Regions from separate parts of the Homo sapiens genome. Here region 2 is linked to region 1. A link is a contact called in ENCODE Hi-C or POLR2A ChIA-PET data. All regions are on one chromosome and are shown on one strand. The core of a region is the stretch at or near the end of the contact, and the rest is flanking DNA. Distances in the headings are between cores, read along the strand shown. Region 1 has its middle 39 kb from the start of FBXL14. Region 2 overlaps CACNA1C (calcium voltage-gated channel subunit alpha1 C).

The links. Hi-C counts contacts between places; a loop is a spot of excess contacts on that map. ChIA-PET counts read pairs that join two places held with the same protein, here RNA polymerase II (POLR2A). Pooled maps may share reads with other maps.
Region 2: a loop to region 1 is called in a pooled map, with 5 times the contacts of the local background. The contact joins two enhancer-like sites. A Hi-C loop is called at or near these places in 1 of 37 single-sample maps with no recorded cell type and 1 of 50 pooled maps. POLR2A ChIA-PET finds 5 or more read pairs at or near these places in 1 of 52 experiments (T-cell).

Annotation. Positions count from the first base shown.
Region 1 is chr12:1,552,642-1,557,762 of GRCh38, reverse strand. No RefSeq gene overlaps it. Among named protein-coding and RNA genes, the nearest start is that of FBXL14, 39 kb to the left of the region's middle. RefSeq lists enhancers at 2,926-3,025, 3,306-3,365, 3,426-3,495. Within about 2 kb of position 3,187, at least 2 of the 41 ENCODE cell types and tissues checked have a DNase peak (open chromatin) inside an H3K27ac peak, as active enhancers do.
Region 2 is chr12:2,333,837-2,338,957 of GRCh38, reverse strand. The region is part of intron 3 of CACNA1C (calcium voltage-gated channel subunit alpha1 C); the gene reads right to left. Among named protein-coding and RNA genes, the nearest start is that of CACNA1C-IT3, 67 kb to the right of the region's middle. RefSeq lists an enhancer at 996-1,496. Within about 2 kb of position 2,462, at least 15 of the 41 ENCODE cell types and tissues checked have a DNase peak (open chromatin) inside an H3K27ac peak, as active enhancers do.

The DNA of each region.
Region 1 (5,121 bases), core at 1,938-4,437:
CAAGAGCGAAACTTCGTCAAAAAAAAAAAAAAAAAAAAAAAACTCTTAAGGCTACTGAGATAGAACGAAGAACGAATGTATTTTTTGTGTAAGAAGGACATGAGTTTAAGGGGGCCACAGCTGGAATGCTATGGTCTGAATGTATGTCTATACCCCCCAAATTAATATGTTGGAGCTTAACCCCCAAGGTGATAGTACTAAGAGGTAGGGCCTTTTGGGAAGTGATTCAGCCCCTTATAAGAATGGCTGAGAGGAGTGCTCTTGCTCCTTCCCTCTTCCACCCCTTCTGCCATGTGAGGACACAGCAAGAAGGCACCATCTTGGAAGTGGAGAACAAGCCGTCACCAGAGGCCAAACCTGCTGGTGCCTGTCTTTTGAACTTCCCAGCCTCCAGAACTGAGAAATGAATTTCTGTTGTTCATAAATTTTTTAAAGCCTAAAAATGGAATTACCATATGATCTAGTGATCCCACTTATGGATATAGATCCAAAATCATTGGAATCAGTATGTTGACTAGGTATCTGCACTCCCATGTTCATTTCAGCATTATTCATAATAACCAAGATATGGAATCAACCTAAGTGTCCATCAATGGATGAATGGATAAAGAAAATGTGGCATATATACAATGGATTACTAACAGCCTTTAAAAAGGAGGAAATCCTGTCATTTCTGACAACATGAATGAACCTGGAGGATACTATGCTGAGTGAAATAAGCCAGGCAAGAGAGATAAATACCATATAATATCACTTATGTGTGGTATCTTAAAAAGTCAAACTTATAGAATTACAGTGTAGAATGGTGGTTACCAGATACTGGGGGTGAGGGGTGGGGAATGCACAGATGTTGACCAAAGGGTAGAAAGTTCCAGTTAGACAGGAGGAATAATTCTTCAAGATCTATTACCCAGCATGGCAACCACAGTTAATAATAATGTATTATATATCTCAAAATTGCTAAAACAATAGATTTTAAATGCACTCACTACAAAAAAGGATAAGTATGTGAGGTGATAGATGTGTCAGCTTGATATAATCATTCCACAAGGTATACATATATCGAAACATCACATTGTACCCTGTAAATTTACAATTGTTATTTGTCAACTACAAATAAAAATTGAAGTTAAAAAATAAAAAAGTAATATTCTATTGGGGGATAAACAAAATGTTGTATACACATGCAATGGAATATTATTCAGCCTTAAAAAAGGAAGGAAATTCTGATGCATGCTACGACATGGATGAAATATTGCTAAGTTTCATCCATGGGCCAGGCGAGGTGGCTCACGCCTGTAATCCCAGCACTTTGGGAGGCTGAGGCGGGTGGATCACAAGGTCAGGAGATCGAGACCATCCTGACTAACACGGTGAAACCCCGTCTCTACTAAAAATACAAAAAATTAGCCAGGCGTGGGGGCAGGCACCTGTAGTCCCAGCTACTTGGGAGGCTGAGGCAGGAGAATGACGTGAACCCGGGAAGCAGAGCTTGCAGTGAGCCGAGATTGCGCCACTGGACTCCAGCCTGGGCGACAGAGCAAGATTCCGTCTCAAAAAAAAAAAAGTTTCATCCATGGATGAAACATAGATGCTAAGCAAAATAAGCCAGACACAAAAGGACATATTTTATAATTCCACTTCTAAGAGGTATTTATAATAGATAAACTCATAGATAGAAAGTAGGTCCCGATGTGGTGGCTCGCGCCTGTAATCCAGCACTTCGGGAGGCTGAGGTGGGAGGATCACTTGAGCCCAGGAGTTTGAGACCAGCCTGGTCAACATGGTGAGACCCTGTCTATACAAAAAATAAAAACTAAAAAATTAGCAGAGTGTGGTGGCACACACCTGTAGTCCCAGCTACTTAGGAGGCTGAGGTGGGAGGACTGCTTAAGCCCAGAAGTTTGAGCCTGCAGTGAGCTGTGGTTGCACCACTGCACTCCAACTTGGGTAACAGAGCAAGACCCTGTCTCAAAAATAAATACATACATACATACGCAGGAAAGTAGAAGCAGACAGAAAGAAGTGGTTGTCAGGGGCTGGAAGGCAGGAAGGATGGGAAGTTATTGTTTTATGTTAATTAAACAATAGTGTTAATTCTGAACAGAATTTCAGTTGGGGAAGATGGAAAAGTTTTGGAGATGGACGTGGTGATGATTACACAGCAGTGTGAATGTGCCCAATGCCACAGAACTGTACACTTAAAAATGGTTGAAATGGAAAATTTTGTTAAGTACATTTTACCATAAATTTTTAAAAAACAATAATGTTTGTGAACCTATCTGATAATTGAAAAAACTGGTCTTTGTCCGTGAGTCCCTGTTGGAGCATAAAGCTTCTTCTGCTCAGTGAATGAGCAGATACGAGGCAGCATTGAAAGGAATGCATCCCACATTTGACTGCCCAGTTTGATAGCTAGCAGCACCCCAGGGGTCAAAAGACATATGAGGCCGGGTGTGGTGGCTCATGCCTGTAATCCCAGCACTTTGGGAGGCCAAGGCAGGTGGATCACCTGAGGTCAGAAGTTCAAGACCAGCCTGGCCAGCATGGTGAAACCCCATATCTAGTAAAAATACAAAACTTAGCCAGGCGTGATGGTAGGTGCCTGTAATCCCAGCTACTCAGGAGTCTGAAGCAGGAGAATCGCTTGAACCAGAGAGGCGGAGGTTGCAGTGAGCTGAGATCGCACCACTGCATTCCAGCCTGGGTGACAAGAGAGAGACTCCGTCTCAAAAAAAAAAAAAAAAAAAGACATGGGTCCTTTTTGGACTGTGACCTTGTGTAGCAGGTTTTACCCTGAACCATTAGGGATCAATGAAGCTGATAAATTGTTCCCGTGGGTTAAGAACCAATGCCCATCATCAAGGAGAAATAAGGATTCTCCCAACCGGCCCCTTCCCTCCCATTGCCACATAAGGGAAACTTCTACCATTGCCCCCTCAGAAAGAGACCAAACTCAGACTGCAACCCCTGCCCCCCCACCACTCAGGCAGGTGATCTGGAAGGATCGAGGGGCTTTCCCAGCATCTCAGCCTGTCAGAGGCAAGTCAGAATGAGAATCCAACGCCTACTCAGACACCAGAGCCTCCCTGCCACTCTAGTAGCCAGGACGACTGGAACTATTGCCTACCACAGCCCCTGGCTAAAAATACAACCTCCTCTGAGATGGTTTCAGTTATTCAAATGTTTGAGAGCCAGGCAGCACCTGGCCTGGGTACTATACAAACATCTGGCTGAGGGACTGCCAGAAAACCACTGGGCAGCTGGAGGTCGTATGGGAACTGTGCCCCTGCAGCTGCATGGCCCTGTCCACCTCCTGGCACTTCTCCTTCAAGACCTTCCTTCCACTCTTTCTCCTGCCCGATCGCTGGTCTCCTTCGCTCCTCTGCCCCACCTGGCTTCTCTGCTCTGCCCAGGATGGAATCTCTCCTACCATCTCTGTTCCTTTATTCCCTGCCACACCTCTATCTACCTTTCCACTCGACCTTCACCTGGAAGGGTTTTTCCCTCTCTCGCTTGCCAGTTCAGGGGTTTCCTCCAAGTCCTTCTCAAATGCCATTTGTCTCTGAAAGGCTTCCAGGAACCTCCCACATGGGTAGCTCTCCTGCAGCATCTGCTGGCCAGTCAGCCTCACCAGGGAGGACTCATTCATCGCACAAAATTTGCCCACACCTGCTCCAGGCCGAGCCCTTCATGAGGGCAGGGCCACGGGCACAGTGGTGTATGGAAGGGGGTTTCTGCCCTCAAAGATGGGGGTCCACTGAGGAGGACAAACTAAAACCAAATAGTTAAAGGAACGCACTAGGTTTTAAATCGGAATTTTTGTGTAGAGGTGTCTTTGGGAGCTCTGAGGAGAAAGCAGCCTGCTTGGAGAGGCTGGGAGGTGTGAATCTTGAGTAAACGTGGTCGTCCCCCAGGCTTGTAGCTGCAAAAGGGCACTGCCAACAGCAGCAAGGCATCACGAGGACCACAAGTGTGGCTCTTCGGACGTCATGCTCAGGAAAACAGCAGGCGGCTCTGACCGGCCGTGATGCCGGGCTCATCCAGGAGAGATGTGGGAAATGGAATTGAATCGGAAGGGCTTGGAACTCCCGGCTCAGGAGTGAGAGTCCAGCTTCCTCCTGGGGCCACAGTGCGCTGCTCGGTGTTCCTTAGTAAAAGGCGTGTCACTGGCTATGGTCTCACCAGATTGCCTGTCTAATTCTTATTTTTCATTTGGGAAAGTTCAGAGCAGTTTTCCCTTGGCACCAGTTCACAGCAGAGCCAAAACTTTTGCTAAACGCATGGTTAAAGATTCACAAACATCACAGCAACTGGCACTGTCACAATGGCTCCTGCTGGAGCTACAAAACAGTCCCCAGAGCCTATCTAAGATGAGCAACCTCAGTGACTGACATCAGACGCTCAGGGTGTGCGAGTGTGCTCGTCCACTAAACGTGGCAGAGGACAGATCGATGGTGCCCTCTGACGAAGGGTTCCACAAATAAGCATGGGATACACTCCCTCCTGCTCCTGAGGGAGTCACACGGCATATGAACACATTAAACCTCTGTGGTTTTAAAAAAATGTGTTTAATTTGGTGGAAACCAGCATTTCTCAAACTTACTTGATCACACAACCTTTTTTTCCTCCAAGTGCCTATTAACCTCTCAGGAAGAACAGATGTTGGGAAGCGCAGGATTAGATGATTTCCAGCTGACCTTTCAGCCATTAAAATCCACTGCTTTATGGCTTGAGTATAAGTCACTGGGCTGGAACGTGAGTAACCAAAACATAATTGAGTTTTAGATATACTAACATTTATTCCGAGAAGTCCTCAAAACTGGAAATGGGCATGACTTTACGAAGGGATGTGATGATGACGAAGGGTCCACAGGGGGCCGGAGGGCCACGAATGGGAGAAGAACACAGAAAGCAGGAGAAAGAAAAGGCCTGAGAGGAAGGCAGACTGGTTGAAAGATTCTGATTGGAAGAAGAAAAGGATCTAGTTAAGTTAAGAAAGTTTGGAAAGCATGAGACAGCTTCACAGAAATTCTTTGGGCACCGAGAAAGGCTGAGACAGGGATCAGGAGGCCGTAAGGAGAATGGCCTCTGCTTCACGGCAGAGGAAACCGTTCCCTT
Region 2 (5,121 bases), core at 1,213-3,712, 780 kb before region 1:
ATTTTTCCTATAAAACAATCTGTAACTCATAATAAGATAATCAGATTGGATCATAAAACCTGTTAAACCTGTTTAGCATGATGGGTATGCTAGCTCAACTTGGGGGTGTGTTGGGGGAAAGGGACAAGAAGGAAAGAAGTTCCCTTCATTTCCTTGGGCCTAGGATAAGCCCTCAAGAGCCCTATTCCACCCCCAAGGGCACCTCCTCCAAGGCTCCTGCTATTCTCATGCTTCCTGGGCCCTGTGTCCTGGATGCACAGGCATACCGGGTCGCTCGCTGCTCCAAAGTTACCCACTTCACACCAACCTTGCCAACCCTAACCCTATCTCTCAGACATCACCCAGTCTCTGGGGAGCAAAAGAATGGCATCTGCCAAAAGAACAGCTGAGATGAGCCACCGGTGGTCAGTGTCACTGACTGGAGGGAGGGGGACCATGGTTCCAGCTGTATCAGCTTCATGGGGGTGGGGGTGGGGGGACATTTCTGGTATGCAGCCACTTTTGGCTCCAGTGCATCCTGAGCCACACAGCCAGGACCTGTGGACGGCATGTGTCCATTGGCCTTGGCATCTATCTCAGACAGACCCTTGTGCACAAGGCGCCCACCCTGGGGTCTCTTCTTGCTATGGACTGCATGGGGATGCTATTATGCCTATACAGATGTCCGTTTTCTTCATTTACCGATTCTCTGACTTACTGATTCAGAAGACGTTTGCTGCTAATTAGCCCCTTGCCAGACATCAAGGAGGGGTCAATAGTTAAAAAACGAGTTGCCCTCTCCTCCCCCCATGTAGCCAGCACTGGGGTCTAAAGTTGGCGTGGCATGCTCCTGCCAAGTCCTGCCTGGCTGTAGGAAAGGCATGCTGGGGGTAGTGAGGGGGAGTGTAGGGTCCTGGGATAGGACCAGGCTGTGCAGAGAGGGGATTCCAGGCTGGAAGTGTGGACTTAATCCTGGGACAGTCATTCCAGGTGCTGAAGCAGAGAAAGGGGACAATTAAGGAGATCTGCCTGGGGGCTGCCTGTGGGATACTACAGGGGGCTGAGACCAGAGGCAAAGACCAAACCTGAAGTCAGAGGAGGAGGCGTGGTCACCACAGGCTTCAGAGAAGGTGGCCAAGGGCAAAGTGCCTGGTTCAGGAGGGCCAGCTTCTGGCCTCCCCAGTGGTGGGTCCTGGAGGGTGTTACTCAGTTCCTCTGGGCAGCCCACTTTTCCTGAGTGAAACGCACATGATAACTCTGCCCTCGCATCTCAAAGGGGCTGGGTGCATTTAAAGTGCTTTGTTAAACTGTAGAGTGCTATACAAATGTTAGCTATTATTATTAAAGGGCTGAGACAGTATTTTGTCAGCAGCTTAGTTCAGCTTGGTTGAACACGGCACTCCAAACATTTCACCAAATACCAAACAGGACTTTGTTATTTAGGGAAGAGATTCAGGAGCTTTCATGGAACACTGGAACATCTAAACACCAGCGAAAAACACAACTATCCCAGCCTCCATGATAAGCATCTTCACTGTGGCGAGGCTGGAGGGCTGGTGAGCACTGTGACCCTCAGGCTCACGCCCAGAGAAGGCCTACAGTCTTGGGGTGCTTGGCTCCAAAAGGAGTCTAAGTCTGGAGGAAAGGAAAAGGAGGGTGTTCATACGGCCAGAAACAATGGTCCTGGCTAGTCTGTGTTTAGCCAGGTTTACCCTGAATGCTCACTCAGTTCTACAGGGGAAGGGCCTCTCAGGGACTACTGACCATGCAGAACACCTCAGAAACTTGGAATCCCAAAACCTTGGTCTTGGAAGGGCATTGCAGCCAGGCTGCCTCTCTACCTGCTTATCTTCCTCCCACAAGCCTGTGGGCTTCTCGAGGATGGAAACCAGTCCCCTAGTACCTAGCAAAGGACCGAGGACGTAGCCAGCTTCCCATATGCATTGGTTGTTTGGATGGATGGATGGATGGTGAATGGATGAATGAATTCCATAGCATTTCTAATCAAGAAAACACCAATCTGTTGCTTCCCACCTTTCCAGGGGAAGCCACCTTTTCTTGCGGTGTCTTACTCTTAAAAGAGTAGTATCTCATCCTGTGTCCCAACCCTGCCCGACATGGCACTCCACTCGCTCCTTTCTCCCACCACTGCTGCCCATCAGGAGGCTGTTGTGTTAATTCTGAAGGCTGAAGCCACCCAGAAACCTCCGCCCAGATGCCTTAGAGGGCCCCTAAAGAGGAGGAAGTAGCCAGGGGGTTGGCCTCATTTCCCAGCTAGCAGCACCAGCTCTTCCCTGGGTGTGAGCTGAGAATTTTCGGGGACAGGCAAAGAGCCTTCCGGAAGGGCAATAGGTTCCTATTTAAACGGTTGTTTTCATTTGCGTGTTTCACTAAGCACAAAAGCTCCCCTTTAAGCCCTCATCTCATGGTGAACAGACTATTCCTGCCTGTCTGAGTCACATATCTCTGGGCAGCCAGACCTTCTGACTCACTGGTGGTTGAAATCTCAGATTCACAATACCAGAGAGTTGCTAAAAATAGGAATCATGTACCTGGGCCCCAAAATAGGACAGAGTCAAACACGGCTCTTTAAAAACCTACTGCCCAATGTGTAACATAAAAATCAAAGAGGGGCTATACTTGTCTTCTTTCATATTATCTTAAATGTAATAAAGCCGTCTCTAATTCCTTTGGAAATCGGCAAAGTAGATGGACCAATACAATAGAAAGATAGGTTGGAATAATCGTGCCTAGTGCACTCTGGTTGTTTTTATTAGAAAATTCTATATCCTTAAATTAGCATAGGGTATTTTCACAGCAGTGGTAGGGAAATGAAGCTTCTCCATCCATGCTTTGCCAGTTTCTCTCTTGGGAATCAATGTGGCTTAAAATAGTAAGGAAATTTTCACTGAGGAACAAAGAGGATGCTTAGGGTTTGTTTTTTTTTTTTTTTTTTGGAGTTGTTTTATATTTCCTTTCAAGGCTTTGAGGTCTCCCTATATTAAAATTTTATAGCTTTTTCCATTACTTGCAAACTGTTTGTACTTGAACAGCCTTAGGATCAGCCTTGATTTTTTTCAGCCTTACTTTTTTTTGGGAAAAACATCTATACCACTTGAAGTATTCTTGACAATTCTGGGCAAAAGTCACAACAACTTTCTTCATCCTGCGTCTCTCCTATAGAAGTTACCATGGCTTCTGGGCCTCTGCTGACCTCACAACAGCCTGCAGGGAGGTTGGGCAGATGTCCTCACTCTGGGTCTACAGATGGGACTCAGATGTGCAGGGAGGAAGCACTCAAAGGGAGGGCCGGTCCCTCACCCAGTGTTTCTGATGCTTGCCCTGTCCTGCACCTGGAAAGGCTGGGAGTAGACACATGTGAAAGAAGAGAACAGAGCAGACCTGCCTTCCAGGGACAGGAGGGAGCCACGCTGTGCATGTCCTGCTCTGTCTGATGGCTGCCACCCGTGGAAAGGTGCTGCCATTCTGTCTTCCATACCTGCACATCTTTCTACATTATGTTTAAGGTTTTTTTTTTTTAACTAATATGCTCTACAGAGCAGATGACCTAAAGAAAATCACCCTGGAGATTGTCTCAAGAGGAAGGAAATGGCTCTTGACATCGTAAATCACAGATGTTTGTTTTCATGGTGTTTTAAATTCCAGTGACTTCCGGAAGGTGGGAGCCTGCAGGCATGGCGGAAGAGACCACTGAGTTATGGATCATAAATCACTGGGGCCACTTGTGGAACCCAGCCTAAAATCGCCAGCAGCCAAGATGAGGCTGCCGGGTGAGTGAGGGGGAAGACAGGGGATCACAGTCACACTTTGGCCAGCTGGGACAAGGTAAAATGGCACTATGTGTGGCTGAGATACTAGAACCTCCAAACCCAGAGCATCTCAGAATAGGGTTGAGGCTCATGAGAGGCCACTGCTAGCTTGGAAGCAGGCGTGGGAGTCCCTGGAATGGGTGCCTCAGCCTGGGGCCATTGGATAGGTCTATGGGGGAAAAGCTTAAAGAGAACGTGCAAGAAGCTCTGATAATGAAGCTTAGACATTTAAGAAAGGCGTTACGGTCTTATCTTTCTTGAACACACAATGGAAACCCCAAACCATGACATTTCTATCTAATTTAGGAGGGAAATAAATTGCCAAGAGTTGATGGTGGCAGGCCTTTAGTTGCTGTCATCTCATTTAATCCTTGCATCATACAATGGGACAGTTTATTTATTCTCTTAATTTTATAGCTGAAAAAACTGAGTTTCAATGAAGTTAAAGAATTTGCTGGAAGTCACACAGCTAAGAAATAAAGTCAACATTGAAAAAAATATTATTTTGTAGAAACGGGGCCTCACTATGTAGTCCAGGCCGGTCTCAAAGTCCTGGCCTCAAGAAATCCTACTGTCTTGGCATCCTGAGTCACTGGGACTATGGGCGTGAACCACCGTGCCTGGCTGGAGTCAGTATCTGAACCATGACTTGCCAGACATCCAAGCCCACTTCGCCTCACTACAGCACAATTCCTCTCTAGGACATGTGCCCAGTCTGCTAGTTGGAAGTTGAGCATCCTAATGAACCAGCGCTCCTGTCCTTTTGAGCCTAGAATGAGTTCTTTTGACTCAACCCATGGCAACCTTTTCCCTGGCTTTCTCTCTCCTCAGTTCCAGTAGAGTGACTGGCATATGCTGGTAAATGTCTGCTGAACTGCAGTAATGCTGTGGCACCTTCACTTCAGGGGGCCTCCTCTAGAATAAGACATCATGAGTGGCCAAATGGCTTCCACCCACTTTCTGCCTTGTGTAAATCTTTTTCACTAGGTGGGGGTAACCTGAAGGAGAAGGATTTATAAGCATGGAGGGCCCACCTCTTGTAGGCAAATTCATCTTCTGAGGCAGGAAGCAGCATTAGGAATGATCTAGCCCATCTCCTTGCCCCAGGGTGAGACAATAAGGGATCTTCCACTCTGCCCAGCATCGTACTGTTTGCAGAAGGAGTAAGAAGGGATAAAGAGGAAGTTAGAAGACTGACCTAGTCACCAATGACGGGAGGCAAGTAACTTGATTTCCCTGAGCCTCAGTTTCCTTTCCTAAGGGAAGTAATTCCTGTCTTGTCTTTCTTAGGGAGTTCTTGTGAGACCCTAAG